Regions from separate parts of the Homo sapiens genome. Here region 2 is linked to region 1. The links are chromatin contacts, found by Hi-C or POLR2A ChIA-PET in ENCODE. All regions are on one chromosome and are shown on one strand. Each heading gives the region's core, a stretch centred on a gene start or an enhancer-like site at or near the end of the contact. The rest is flanking DNA. Distances are from core to core; before and after follow the strand shown.

Evidence for each region. Hi-C counts contacts between places; a loop is a spot of excess contacts on that map. ChIA-PET counts read pairs that join two places held with the same protein, here RNA polymerase II (POLR2A). Pooled maps may share reads with other maps.
Region 2: a pooled map shows a loop between it and region 1 (6-fold over the local background). The contact joins the promoter of KHDC4 here to the enhancer-like site in region 1. A Hi-C loop is called at or near these places in 5 of 50 pooled maps. POLR2A ChIA-PET finds 5 or more read pairs at or near these places in 3 of 52 experiments (K562, WTC11 and activated CD8-positive, alpha-beta memory T cell).

The regions. Positions count from the first base shown.
Region 1 is chr1:155,081,693-155,088,644 of GRCh38, forward strand. It overlaps EFNA4-EFNA3 (EFNA4-EFNA3 readthrough), which reads left to right. Exons shown (of 5, transcript NM_001407761.1): 2 at 3,399-3,712; 3 at 4,185-4,250; 4 at 4,436-4,513; 5 at 4,721-5,846. The coding sequence ends at 4,851. EFNA3 (ephrin A3) reads left to right here. Exons shown (of 5, transcript NM_004952.5): 2 at 3,399-3,712; 3 at 4,185-4,250; 4 at 4,436-4,513; 5 at 4,721-5,846. The coding sequence ends at 4,851. Among named protein-coding and RNA genes, the nearest start is that of EFNA3, 6.3 kb to the left of the region's middle. RefSeq lists enhancers at 268-347, 2,619-2,918 and silencers at 3,419-3,518, 3,719-3,918, 4,116-4,284, 4,269-4,318. Within about 2 kb of position 4,184, at least 40 of the 41 ENCODE cell types and tissues checked have a DNase peak (open chromatin) inside an H3K27ac peak, as active enhancers do.
Region 2 is chr1:155,930,817-155,937,833 of GRCh38, forward strand. It overlaps KHDC4 (KH domain containing 4, pre-mRNA splicing factor), which reads right to left and starts at 3,597. Exons shown (of 14, transcript NM_014949.4): 1 at 3,520-3,597; 2 at 2,817-3,033. The coding sequence starts at 3,557. It overlaps LOC107985207 (a long non-coding RNA gene), which reads left to right and starts at 3,652. Exons shown (of 2, transcript XR_001738244.2): 1 at 3,652-3,733; 2 at 4,432-5,439. RefSeq lists enhancers at 3,103-4,302, 3,158-3,724, 3,264-3,573, 3,674-3,833.

The DNA of each region.
Region 1 (6,952 bases), core at 2,934-5,433:
GCCTCTCTGGCCTGCCTGTCTCTCCTGTTCTCCAAGACTCTCGGTTCTCGTTCTCTTCCCTGCCTCTCTCGGTTTCTGCGTCTCTCTCGCACTGTGTCTCCCTTCCTTTCCCCTTTCAGTGAATCCGGCCTCTGCCACCCTCCCCTTGTCGGTGTGTGTCTCCCCCTCACTCCGTCTCTGTGTCTCGCTTTCGGCAGGTCTCTCGCTCCTCTCCGCCGCTGCAGATCAATAAACCTTCGCCGCCGCCGCCGCCGCTGTCGCAGGGAGGAGGGGCGGAGGTGTCGGGCGCGCTGATTCTCCCCCACCCGACGCGGCCCAGGGAAGCCTTGCGCCCAGACCTGGGCTGTCCAGACTGGGACGGGCGGGGCGCCGAGGCCCAGGGCGCCTGAGGGGCGCAGAGGTGTCAGCGTGCAACCGCCGCCCCCCAGCGTTCCCGCCACCACCGCCACCACCCTCAAAGCCCGGGCGCGCGGACCCCACGCCGCGCACACGTGGTCCGGCCTCGCCTGCTGGAGCGGGCGGCGCGCAGCCTCGGGGGCGCGCGCTAGAGGGAAGAGGAACCCGGGTCTACATTCGTCCTCCACCCCTGTAACTCTGCAGCCCGGCGTCTAAGACCGGGGCTGGGGGTGGAGGATGGCGAGGATTTGACAAGTTCAGGGCCCCCTGGGATCCTTTCCCTACTCCCTGGTCTTGTTGGACACCCTGTTTACCTGCCCTAATTGCCCCGGGCTGGGGGAGAAGTTTGCTCCTTCCCCGCTCCGCCCGCCTGCCCCCTCCGCGGACACTCCGGGTTAAGTGGAGCCAGGCGCGGGCCGGCAGGGCACTGAAAGCGAGAGAGAGGTGTCGGGATGCGCCTCAGAGGCTGTGAGAGCCAGGAGAGACCGAAATAACGGGGTGAGGGGACACCCCCTCCAAATGGGGTGTGTCGGCATTCGCCTTTCTGCAAGAGAGGCGAGAGGCTATAGGGGATGAAGTGGAGCAAGAAGAGAGAACAGTACGAAGGGGCAGGGCACAACCCGGTCCCCAGGTCCCAGCCCACCCCCACCCTTCCGCAGGAGGCGCGGCCCTAGAGGCGGGGTTAGCTGCGGAGCTTCGCGTGGGCCCAGCGGCACCTCTCTCTCCGCACTGCTAGGGAGAAGGAGGGAGGATGACAGATTCAATTAAAGTGCCCAAGCCAAGCAGACACGTTGGGTCTCCAAAGAGTTGTGGCTGGGAATTCCTGGCTCTCACCCCGTTTGTCCCCGTGCCCTCTGTGTACCAACTGGGCCCAGCCACCCCACCGGCAGGTCTTTCTCTCACATGCCCAGCCTTGGGGGGGCATTTCAGGAGCTGTTCCTGCCACCCAGCGCAGGAGTACATAACAGATGGCTTCCCTTCACCTGTGGTCGCCCTGCAACCTTTTTTATAAGGCTAGTCCTGCCCTGTTGAGGAAATGGAATTACCTGTAGGAATACCTTGGGTGTTGGCTTCCTCCCTGCTGGAATGGGGTGTGTTGTAGGGGGAACTGGGCGGTACAGCAGGGAGGGGCTGCTTCAGAGTGGGACTGGAAACATGGGTGAGGCTCAAAGACAGAGATCCCAGTGTGGCTGTGCAGCTGCTCCAGACCTGGCACCCTCACCACTGGAGGCCCCCTCCCCAAGGCCTGAGGGGAGGAACAGACTGTGGGTTGGTGACGGACAGGCAAGCCTAGGATGGCAGTTTGGAGCCAGGCCTGGTCTAACCCGTTTTCCTGCTCCCAGTGCCGCAGGCCGAGGCTCCTGCCCACCTGAGTGCCAGGGCAAGGGAGGGGCCTGAGTGACCCATTAATCCCATGGGAACAGAGTGGGGCTGGTGGCATTCCTGATGACCAAAGGAGGCTGTGCCAATTCTTACTGGGGTACCCAAACATCAGCTCTCTGCCTGCCTCACTGTCAGGCTTGGAATGGGTTGCTGGTGGAGGGGACAGCACAAGCAAAGCCAAGGAAGTGGGGTCAGGGGGGAGGGACCCCCAAGGCCCCACCGTGTGCAGAAGCCTCCACGCTCATTTCTTTAATGGATCTAATTACTGTTTGGGGAACTGGGTGGTGCCTGGTGACATAGGGAGCCAGTCTCTCCCCCCAGGGAGCTCCCAGGGACTAGGGACCCCGTGGTATGACATTTTGCCAAGGACCCCATGCCTTTCTGTGTCCACCACTCTCCTTGCACTGCCAAGATATGTGCATTCTTACGCTAAAGAAATTAGGGAAAACTCCTGCCCCCTCTCCGAGTTTCTTTCTCCATTCAGAGGTTTCTCCATCCCCACACCGCTCACTACTGCCATCGAGGGTGTTAAGACCAACACTTTGATGGTGACTAGCAAGGCAGGTGGGGATTACAAGGGACCCAGCATCTGCTTCTCTGTCCCAAAGAGGGATCAGGGAAATAAGAGGCGCAGCCATCTTGTCTAGGCCCTGTGCCCACTGCTCTGCCCAGCATCATTAAGGGGGGCCGTTGTGCCAGGTTGAGGAAGGAGGTGCACAATGAGACAGAAGTTTGGGCTGGTTGGCATGATGCCATGTGGAGTCTTGGTACTGAGTCCCTTAGCGCCCTCATGTGTTTAAAGTTCCTGGGAGCCTAACTGTCCTTGGCCTCAGGGTGGGGTCTCTGTCACGGGACTCAAGGTACAGAAGCCAGTGATACTGTAGTATGGGGAGGGCAGGGGGAGACCCCCAGATTGGTGGGGTCAACCAATACTGGCATGCGGGCCAGCACACATACAGCCCAGCTTTTCTGTGTGTCTGCTGCCTATGAGTGGGCGGTGGACATATTTGTGCGTGTGCCATAGAACTTATGCATGTATATGCATGAAGCCGCCATACATGCGTCTGTAAGGGCAGGTCCTGTTGGACTGGCCTCCGGGGTGGACTGGCAGCCGCAGGGAAGCATGGTGGGAGAAGCGATGGAGGGTGTGTGCGTCCCTCGGAGGGGATCCCTCCCACGTTCACCCTTGGCTTCCATCCCTCCCATCCCTCCTCCCGGCTGCTGAATTATGGGGGATGGACGGAGGAAATCCGGGCCTGGGTCTGAGAGTCGCTGGGGCCTGCGCCGTTTCTGTGGCAACCAAAGCGTACGTTCCCTTCTTCCCTCCGCCCCTCTCCCTCGCCTCCTTTTCTTTGGAGGCAGGCCGGGCTTCCCTGCGCCTTTGCTACCCTCTGGTGGCCAACAGGAGAAGGACAGACCAAGAAGGAGGGCACGGAAGGAGACTTAGGGGAGCGGCGGCACTAGGGCCCCGGGGGCAGAGACAGGGCTGAGCCGCGAGGAAGCTCGGAGGAAAAGTCGGAAGGCTACGCGGACCCTGGGGAGGGGCTGCGGAGCGGTCAGATGGAAAGCGGCTTTGCTCTGGGGTTTCTTCTCTCTGAGCCGCTTCCTCTTCCCCACAGCCTGCGGCGAGAGGGCTACACCGTGCAGGTGAACGTGAACGACTATCTGGATATTTACTGCCCGCACTACAACAGCTCGGGGGTGGGCCCCGGGGCGGGACCGGGGCCCGGAGGCGGGGCAGAGCAGTACGTGCTGTACATGGTGAGCCGCAACGGCTACCGCACCTGCAACGCCAGCCAGGGCTTCAAGCGCTGGGAGTGCAACCGGCCGCACGCCCCGCACAGCCCCATCAAGTTCTCGGAGAAGTTCCAGCGCTACAGCGCCTTCTCTCTGGGCTACGAGTTCCACGCCGGCCACGAGTACTACTACATCTGTGAGTGACGGCGGCCGGGCGGGCGGGTCTGAACGCGAGAGTCTGAGTGACAGCCGGGGGGTGGAGCCCCTAGGCTCCGGGGCGGGGCCGGCGCGGCGGGCGCCAGGTCTCGCGGCTGAGACCAGGGAGGAGGCGTGGGCACGGGACGCCTGAGGGGTTCAGCTCAGACGAGGTCGTGGGGCCAAGAGAGGAGTTTGGTGACAGTCCCAAGTTTGGGCTGCGGAGAATCGCTGTTTCTGTGAGGGACATTCCGGGGTTGGAACATCAGGGATCCCAGTTTCTTGAGGGGTGGGACCAAAGGGGCGTCTAGGGCCGACGGCAGAGCTAAAGTGACCCGTGTCCAAAGGGTAGGGGAGCTCCTGAAGGAGACCGCCCGACGGGGACAGTTTGGAGGGGGTGAGAAATAGAGCCGTCGAGGGAGGGCACAGGCACACATTGGGCGAAAGTGACTCAGGCCCGGTCTCCTCCCCAGCCACGCCCACTCACAACCTGCACTGGAAGTGTCTGAGGATGAAGGTGTTCGTCTGCTGCGCCTCCAGTGAGTAGAATAGGCTCCGAGCCGCGCCCCCATCCTCAGCTCCCTGCTTTGGGGCTCCCCTGGCTTCCTGGGGGTGGGGGCGGAGGGCACAGGTGAGGGGGGCTTGCTCCCCAGCCGTAGCAAGGGGAGGGAATCCTGGCCCTGACTCTCCCCTCCTCTCTCCCCACCCGCACCCCACCCCGCAGCATCGCACTCCGGGGAGAAGCCGGTCCCCACTCTCCCCCAGTTCACCATGGGCCCCAATGTGAAGATCAACGTGCTGGGTGAGTCTGCGCAGCGCCCTCTGGTGGCCACTGCTGGAACCGCAGCCCCCCGCCCCGGTGCCTGCTCACCTCGCATGCCTTCCCTGGGGGCACTGATACTTCCTACCCTGTGGGTGGTCACGTCCCTGGCTCCATTGCTGCTGCCGCGTGCCCCTGCCCTGGCGCGCAACCCAGCCCTCACCAGTCTGTCTGTTCCTCTGTCCACAGAAGACTTTGAGGGAGAGAACCCTCAGGTGCCCAAGCTTGAGAAGAGCATCAGCGGGACCAGCCCCAAACGGGAACACCTGCCCCTGGCCGTGGGCATCGCCTTCTTCCTCATGACGTTCTTGGCCTCCTAGCTCTGCCCCCTCCCCTGGGGGGGGAGAGATGGGGCGGGGCTTGGAAGGAGCAGGGAGCCTTTGGCCTCTCCAAGGGAAGCCTAGTGGGCCTAGACCCCTCCTCCCATGGCTAGAAGTGGGGCCTGCACCATACATCTGTGTCCGCCCCCTCTACCCCTTCCCCCCACGTAGGGCACTGTAGTGGACCAAGCACGGGGACAGCCATGGGTCCCGGGCGGCCTTGTGGCTCTGGTAATGTTTGGTACCAAACTTGGGGGCCAAAAAGGGCAGTGCTCAGGACTCCCTGGCCCCTGGTACCTTTCCCTGACTCCTGGTGCCCTCTCCCTTTGTCCCCCCAGAGAGACATATGCCCCCAGAGAGAGCAAATCGAAGCGTGGGAGGCACCCCCATTGCTCTCCTCCAGGGGCAGAACATGGGGAGGGGACTAGATGGGCAAGGGGCAGCACTGCCTGCTGCTTCCTTCCCCTGTTTACAGCAATAAGCACGTCCTCCTCCCCCACTCCCACTTCCAGGATTGTGGTTTGGATTGAAACCAAGTTTACAAGTAGACACCCCTGGGGGGGCGGGCAGTGGACAAGGATGGCAAGGGGTGGGCATTGGGGTGCCAGGCAGGCATGTACAGACTCTATATCTCTATATATAATGTACAGACAGACAGAGTCCCTTCCCTCTTTAACCCCCTGACCTTTCTTGACTTCCCCTTCAGCTTCAGACCCCTTCCCCACCAGGCTAGGCCCCCCACACCTGGGGGACCCCCTGGCCCCTCTTTTGTCTTCTGTGAAGACAGGACCTATGCAACGCACAGACACTTTTGGAGACCGTAAAACAACAACGCCCCCTCCCTTCCAGCCCTGAGCCGGGAACCATCTCCCAGGACCTTGCCCTGCTCACCCTATGTGGTCCCACCTATCCTCCTGGGCCTTTTTCAAGTGCTTTGGCTGTGACTTTCATACTCTGCTCTTAGTCTAAAAAAAATAAACTGGAGATAAAAATAACTGAGTGTGTGTGATTTCAAGGGGCCATCACCCTTCTGTTACACTGGTTAAACCTCACAGGGCACAGGGCCTGAGTAGGAGAGGGAATTCTGGGGCCAAAGAGTCACAACGAGGTGTTCAAATCTTGTTCTGGGGCTCATCTTCATTACAAAGGCAGCGCTGCTTGGAAAGAGCAAGAGGGGCCTCCAGGCAGGGCCTGGTTGACTTTGGGCAAATCACTCAACCTCTCTGATTCTCAGGTATCCCACCAGAAAAACTGGTTGTGGTATCTCTCTCTTAGGGTTGGTGTAGGGATTAAATGACGCAGGGAGTTAAAGGCTCCATCAATTATGGTTTCCACCTTTTCTTCCCCTTCCATGCTGTAATTGAGGTTCTTGACTGGAGTCTATGGATTTCAGGGGATTTGAGAACCTAGACAGAAAAAAAACTATCTTTATTTTCACTTGCCTATAACTAAAATTTAACATTCTCTTGTGTGCTTGGGCAGCAAGCCATAATAGTATTAATAGTACCTGTGACTTTGTAACCAGAAATCACACGTTTTCAGGCTGCATTATAGTTGTTGAAGATATCTCAAAATACAATTTACACTCATCAGTACTTTGAAATGATCATAGTTGTTAGGCCTTCCTCATTTTTAATGTGTTAATAAGAAAGCATATATATTACTATATCAAGAAATGTAAATGTTTTGATAACTCTTTCAATATAATTAGCTTTCTTTATAACCCTTTGTAATTTTACTCATTTCAAACATTATGCCCAAGGTGCTGGGAGTTTGCTGGGGCTGGGGCTGCTCATAACTACACCACCCTGCATCGCTCGGGAGGGCAGAGAGGACAGAAGGGCAAAAGACAGGATAATGGCCGCTTCCCAGGGGCCCCAGAGAAGGTCAGGGTTTACAGACCAGCACAGCATAAGGGAGTGCGGATAGGGGCTGAAATGTACCTGCAACTTCACTTGCTGAGCCAAGTGCCTGGCCCAGGGAGGGGACACCTTATTGCCAAGCTGTGCACCCATGGGACTCCATCCCACCCAGGCTCTCTAATTGGCACTGTGTGAGCAGGCCAGATCCTGTGTGCCCCTGTGGCTCTTGCCGGCTGCTT
Region 2 (7,017 bases), core at 2,347-4,846, 850 kb after region 1:
TCAGCCTGGTCAACATGGTGAAACCCCGTCTCTAGTAAACATACAAAATTAGCCAGGTGTGGTGGTTCGTGCCTGTAATCCCAGCTACTCCGGAGGCTCAGGCAGAATTGCTTGAAGCCGGGAGGCAGAGGTTGCAATGAGCCGAGATCACGCCATCGCACTCCAGCCTGGGCAACAAGAGCAAAACTCTGTCTCAAAAATAAATATATAAATTACAAAAAAAGGCTGGGACCGGTGGCTCACATCTGTAATCCTAGCACTTTAGGAGGCTGAGGAGGGTGGATCGCTTGAGCCCAAGAGTTTCAGACCAGCCTGGGTAACATGGCAAAACCACATCTCTAAAAAAATACAAAACATTAGCTGGGCACGGTGGCATGAGACTGTAGTCTCAGCTACTCAGCAGGCTGAGGCAGCAGAAAGCAGTGATTGTGCCACTGAACTCCAGCCTGGGCAACAAAGCAAGACTCTATCACCAAAAAAAAAAAAAAAAAAGACAGAAAGACAGAAAGAAAGAAAGAAAGAATGAACGAAGGAACCAAACAGGCTCATGCCTGTAATCCCAGCACTTTGGGAGGCTGAAGCAGGGTGGGCAACATGGCAAACCCATCTCTTCAAAAAATAAAAAAAATTAGCCGGGCATGGTGGCATGCGTCTGTAGTCGCAGCTACTTGGGAGGCTGAGCCTGGGAGGAAGAGACTGTGCCACTGCACAGTCACTGCCTGGGCAATCAAGCCAGACCCTGGAACCACAGGCATGCACCACACCTAGCTAATTGTTTTTGTATTTTCTGTAGAGACAGGGTTTCACCATGTTGCCCAGGCTGTTCTTGAACTCCTGGCCTCAAGTGATCCACCCACCCGCTTTAACCTCCTGAGTAGCTGGGACTACAGGGGCCTATCTCCCCAACCTATGTCTAGAAAATCTGCTCAAGAAGGTAACATACTGTTGTTTACTTTGTGCATTAAATACATTTTTTAAATGTGGAGGCAAAACTAAATACAAACTCAGCAATATCACCTTACCTTTATTTAACCCCTTATAGTATTCATTTACATTATCATCTCAATGAATCCTTATGGCCGCCTTTAATAGTACTTATCAATGTTGTCCAAGAGAACTTTTGGTGACAAGGGTTCTAGTCTATCAGTCGAATATGGTAGCCATTAGCCACATGTGTCTCTTGAGCACTTGGCAGGTGGCTAATGTGACTAAAGGTCTAAATTTTAAATTGTATTTTGGTTTTGCTTTGCTTTTTGCTTAAACAACAGGAATTTATTTCTCACAGATATGGAGCCTGAGAGTATTTAATTATTTGTATTATTTAGACAAGGTGTCACTCTGCTGCTCAGGCTGGAGTGCAATGGCAAAATGACAGCTCAATGCAACCTCAAGCTCCTAGGCTCAGGTGATCTTTCCACCTCAGCCTTCCAAGAATCCAAGAAGAATTACAGAGGAGCTGGGACTACAGGTGTGAGTCACCACACCCAGCCCCTTAATTTTAATTTAAATTGCCACATGAAGCTAGTGACTACTGCACTACACAATGCAGGTATATATTACCAACGAGAAAGCTGAGTTTCATTATGCCAAAGCCATGTAACCAGTAACTGTGGATTCTGGGTTTCAAACTGTGGATTCTGGGTTTTTAGGTTTTATGATTCTAAATCCAGTGTTTATGTATCCTGCTGAGGTCAACTACCTAAAGATTATTATTTTAAGAAAAAAAAAGAGCTTAAACGATTAACATCAGTATTAAAAATCTTAATATACAAGGAGCACTACATCTTTGTCAAGATGCTTTTAATTTTTCCTCATAAACCTTATAAATGGATGACTGACTCACACAATCTTTGCAAACAATAGGCTGCGCCTGGTGGCTCATACTTGTAATCCCAGCACTTTGGGAGGCAGAGATGAGCTTGGTCAACATGGTGAAACCCTGTCTACTAAAAACACAAAAAAAAATTAGCCGGGCATGGTGGCATGCACCTGTAATCCCAGCTACTCGGGAGGCTGAGGCAGCAGAATCAGAATCACTTGAACCCAGGAGACAGAGGTTGTAGTGAGCCGAGATCACCCCACTACTGCACTTCAGGCTGGTGACAGAGTGAGACTCTATCAAAATAAATAAATAAATAAATAAAACCCTACAGGTTCTAATTAGAGATGACACTATGGGGCTCACTTGATTTACCTGAACTCCTCTGACTTCAGGGAAAAAGCACATATATTAAAAACATGTTATGTTGCTTTAAATGACTATGGAAATACAGCTTAAGCTGAACTAAGTGAACAAGGACAAGACAAGGTATTTGGTCCATAAATGTAATCAGCCCAATCAAAAACGCCTCGTAAATATGTATTTGTAACAAAATGTGTTCTGGAACATTCCAAAACTAAATGATCTCTCAACTACTATATCCATTTATCCTTTACTAACACAAATTATTATGCGATTACAGGATTACAAACAACTTTTTTTTTTTTTTTTTGAGACGGAGTCTCATTGGGTCGCCCAGGCTAGAGTGCACTGGCACAATCTCGGCTCACTGCAACCTCCGCCTCCCGGGTTCAAGCAGTTCTGCCTCAGCCTCCTGAGTAGCTGATTACAGGCGCGTGCCACCATGCCCGACTAATTTTTGTATTTTCAGTAGAGACGGGGTTTCACCATGTTGGTCAGGCTGGTCTCAAACTCCTGACCTTGTGATCCACCCGCCTCGGCCTCCCAAAGTGCTGGGATTACAGGCGTAAGCCACCGCGCCCGGCAAAACAACTATTAAATTCGCAATTAGTGGAGACCCTTCAACTTCAAATACCTTCTCAGAAGCATTCTGAGTTGGTTTCAGCTTCCCTTTTGCCATGAGCATGGCATTAATCTTGGCAGCCACAGCAGCAGCAGCATCCAAGGCTCCTGAAGGAGCAGCTGTGGTGCCCCCAGGACTTCCCCCACTGCTGGTGACCTCCCCACCTGGGGCCGCTGGCGGGAGGAAGAGAAGTGGGGCTGGAGCTGGTTGGTCCCATTTGCTGCGGCGCCTACATGGAGAAAAAGGAAAACATTAGGCCCCAAAGCTTTCGTGTATGTTATTCTTTCCTTACTACGCCTTAGCACCCCATTTTCCCTCTATTATATTCCATTTACACCTCCGAATCACCTTCCAAATCTAAAACTCCCCTCTCCTTAAACAATTATTGCTTATTTAACAAACCCCCACTTTCAACCCTTCCCCAAAATCTTTCGTTTCTACTGTCACCTATATCGAAAGACTCCACTCTATCCTACACGCTCTAGTTTACGCCTTCCCCTTGGCTCGCCCTTCCAAAAGTCCCCGTTTGCCTCCTCCCTCGGATCCCCGCCGGCCCTTTAAGGGCCCCAGGCCTGCTCAAGATCCTTCTCCCCAAACGTCCAGCCCTTTACTTCCCACTTAAGGACCCTTCCACCCTATACGCAGCTTCTCAGGGTCCCTCCGCCTCTCCTGCGCCCCAGTGCTCGCTCCGATGCCCTCGCCCCTGAAGCCGTACCCGCCAGCTCCAGGATGTGTCGCGCTCCCCGCGGACATGGCGACCGCTTCTACTCAACCACCCGCCAACTATCCGACTACCACCTCTCGTCACTTCCGCCCCCAACGTTCTTACGCACAGCCTCTTCCGGTCGTGGGGCCGAGCGGTTCCGGTGAAAATGTCGATTCCGATTGGACTCTCGATGATTTAAAGGCATCTGGCGTTTCTGAGGCAGGTAGGGTGTGATCTTCCGGGTTGCGCCTTAACCTTAAGAAAGATGGCTGCTGTGCCTACTATAAATGCGGAATCGGGGCTAGCTGAATCCATCTTTATCGTGGGCATGTTGTTAGACTAGAAGACAATATGCATGAGTCAGGAGATTAAACAGGTTTCTCCTCAAATTCCGCTACGTTTGTGTTGAGTCCTAGTTTCTGTCTGGGGAGACAGCCTTCCCGCGGCTTTTGCCCGTTTCACGTTTCTGTTACTTAGGAAAAGGAAAAGGATTCGTTGCAAAGATCATTTGGAGAATTTCTCTGTTTGTTTGCTTCATTTCTGTGCACCAAGCAGGGAATATAAAAATAAAAAGATGAATAAGCCGCAGGCCCTGCCATTCTGGTACTCTCAATGTGGCAAGGCAGGTACGCAGGCAAATATGTATGATAGAGTTGTATATTAAGCAAAGGTCGAAGAAGATAAGCTGCTCATCTTGCTGGAGCGTTTAAGAATGGGACGCTAAAAAGCCGGTTGAGTACTGGAGAGGCGATCAAGCATAGGTTATGGAGCACCCTGTTCTGGCATCTGTGTACTTAACGGTTGAGCTGGCTGGAGTGGGAGGCCAGAAGATGAAAGGCCTTGAATGCTATGCTGAGGAGTTTGAGTTGATTCTGTAGGCTAAAGGTTTCTTTTTTTTTTTTTTTTTTTTTTTTGAGACAGTTTCGCTCCGTCACCCAGGCTGAAGTGCAATGACGCGATCTCGGCTAACCACTCTCCGCCTCCCGGGTTCAAACGATTCTCCTGCCTTAGCCTCCCAAGTAGCTGGGATCACAGGTGCCCGCCACCACGCCCAGCTAATTTTTTGTTGTTGTTGTTTTGTATTTTTAGTAGAGACACAGTTTAGCCATGTTGGCCAGCCTGGTCTCAAACTCCTGACCTCAGGTGATCCACCCGCCTCGGCCTCCCGAAGTGGTAGGATTACAGGCGTGAGCCACCGCGCCCTGCCGAGGCTAAAGGTTTCTAACCTTTAGGATGTCTTGGAGCTTCAATGAGTCTCCTGATCCTCCCACCTCAGCCTCTGAAGTAGCTGGGACTACAAGCACGGGCCACCACACCTGGCTTTTTTTTTTTTTTTTTAAGAGACCGGGGTGGTAGGGGGTGCGGGGGTGGGGGGTGTCTTACTATTTTGCCTAGGCTGGTCTCAAACTCCTGGGCTCAACCGATCCTACCACCTCGGCCTCCCCAAAGTGCCCCTTTTCCTCTTCTCCCCAAAACACAATGCTGTTGGGATTCTGATTGAAATTACATTATTTATTATATTTGTCATTTTAAAAAATTTGTGATGTAACTCCTATGCCATAAATTTACCCTTTTTAAAGAGTAAATTTAAGTGCACAATTCAGTGTTTTTTAGTGTGTCCACAAGATTGTGCCACAATCATCATTATCTAATTCCAGATTATTTTCATCACCCCAAAAAGAAACCCCTCACCTGTTAACAGTCACTTCACATTTCTCTTGCCCCGCAAGACATGGGCTACCACTAATCTACTGTTTCTCTGGATTTACCTATTTTACACATTTTATATAAATGGAATTATACAATGTGTGACCTTTTGTATCTGGCTTCTTTCACTTACAGTGTTTTCAAAGTTTATTCATGTTGTAGCATATGTCAGAACTTCATTTTTTTATCACTGAATAAACTTCATTCTTTTTTATCACTGAATTTCTTTTCCATTGGATGTATAGACCACAATTTATCCATTCATCCATTGATTAACATTTGAGTTGTTTCCACCTCTTGGGTATTGTAAGTAGTGCTGCTGTGAACATTCACAAGTATTTAAGTATCTGTTTTTAATTCTTTAGGGTTTACATGTAGAAGCAGAATTGCTAGGTCATATGGACATCTTGTTTAACTTTTGTGGAACTGCCAAACCAACTGGCTACACTATTTTACATGCCCACCAGCAATGTACCAGGGTTCCTATTACTCCACATCATCCCCGACCCTTGATATTTTCAATTTTTTAAAAATCTTTTTTCTTTTTACTTTCCTTAGTCTTTCCTGTGTCGTATCTTTTTTTTTTTTTTTGCCTTGTTAAAGAACCTAGCTTTTAGTTTTATTCATCAATTCCATATTAATTTTTTTTTTTTGAGATGAAGTTTCACTCTTGTTGCCCAGGCTGGAGTGCAGTGGCGTGATCTTGTCTCACTGCAACCTCCACCTCCCGGGTTCAAGTGATTCTCCTGCCTCAGCCACCTGAGTAGCTGGGATTACAGGTGCGTGCCACCACACCCAACTAATTATTTGTATTTTTAGTAGAGATGGGGTTTCACCATGTTGACCAGGCTGGTCTCCAACTCCTGACTTCAGATGATTTGTCGGCCTTGGCCTCCCAAAGTGCTGGGATTACAGGCGTGAGCCACCACACCCAGCCTTCCTTTTGGGAAAATTTATATTGTTTTCCTCCCTTACTTTTTTTTTTTTTTTTTTTTTTTTTTGAGTCTCACTCTGTTGCCCAGGCTGGAGTGCAGTGGCGCGATCTCGGCACACTGCAAGCTCCGCCTCCTGGGTTCACGCCATTCTCCTGCCTCAGCCTCCCAAGTAGCTGGGACTACATACAGGTGCCTGCCACCACGCCCGGCTAATTTTTTGTATTTTTAGTAGAGACAGGGTTTCACTGTGTTAGCCAGGATGGTCTCGATCTCCTGACTTCATGATCCGCCTGCCTCAGCCTCCCAAAGTGCTGGGAATACAGGCATGAGCCACTGCGCCCGGCCCCCCTTATTTTCTTAAGTTAAATGTTTAGTTCACTTATTTATAATTCTTTTTTTTTTTTTTGAGATGGAGTTTCACTCTTGTTGCCCAGGCTCGAGTGCAATGGTGCTATCTCAGCTCTCTGCAACCTTCACCTCCCAGGTTCAAGTGATTCTCCTGCCTCAGCTTCCTGAGTAGCTGGGATTACAGGTGTCTGCCACCATGCCTGGCTAATTTCTGTATTGTTAATAGAGATGGAGTTTCACCATGTTGACCAGGGTGGTCGTGAATTTCTGACCTCAAGTGATCCTCCTGCTTCGGCCTCCCAAAGTGTTGGGATTCCAGGTGTGAGCCCCGTGCCCAGCCTTATAATTCTCATAAAAGTCTTAATTTCACCAATAACATTTCTCTTTTGATGGCCAAGTGAGGTGACTCATGCCTATAATCCCAGCACTTTGGGATTCCGAGGCTGGTGGATCACTTGAGGCCAGGGCAACAGAGTGAGACCCCATCTCCACAAAAAATAAAAATTAGCCAGTGTGG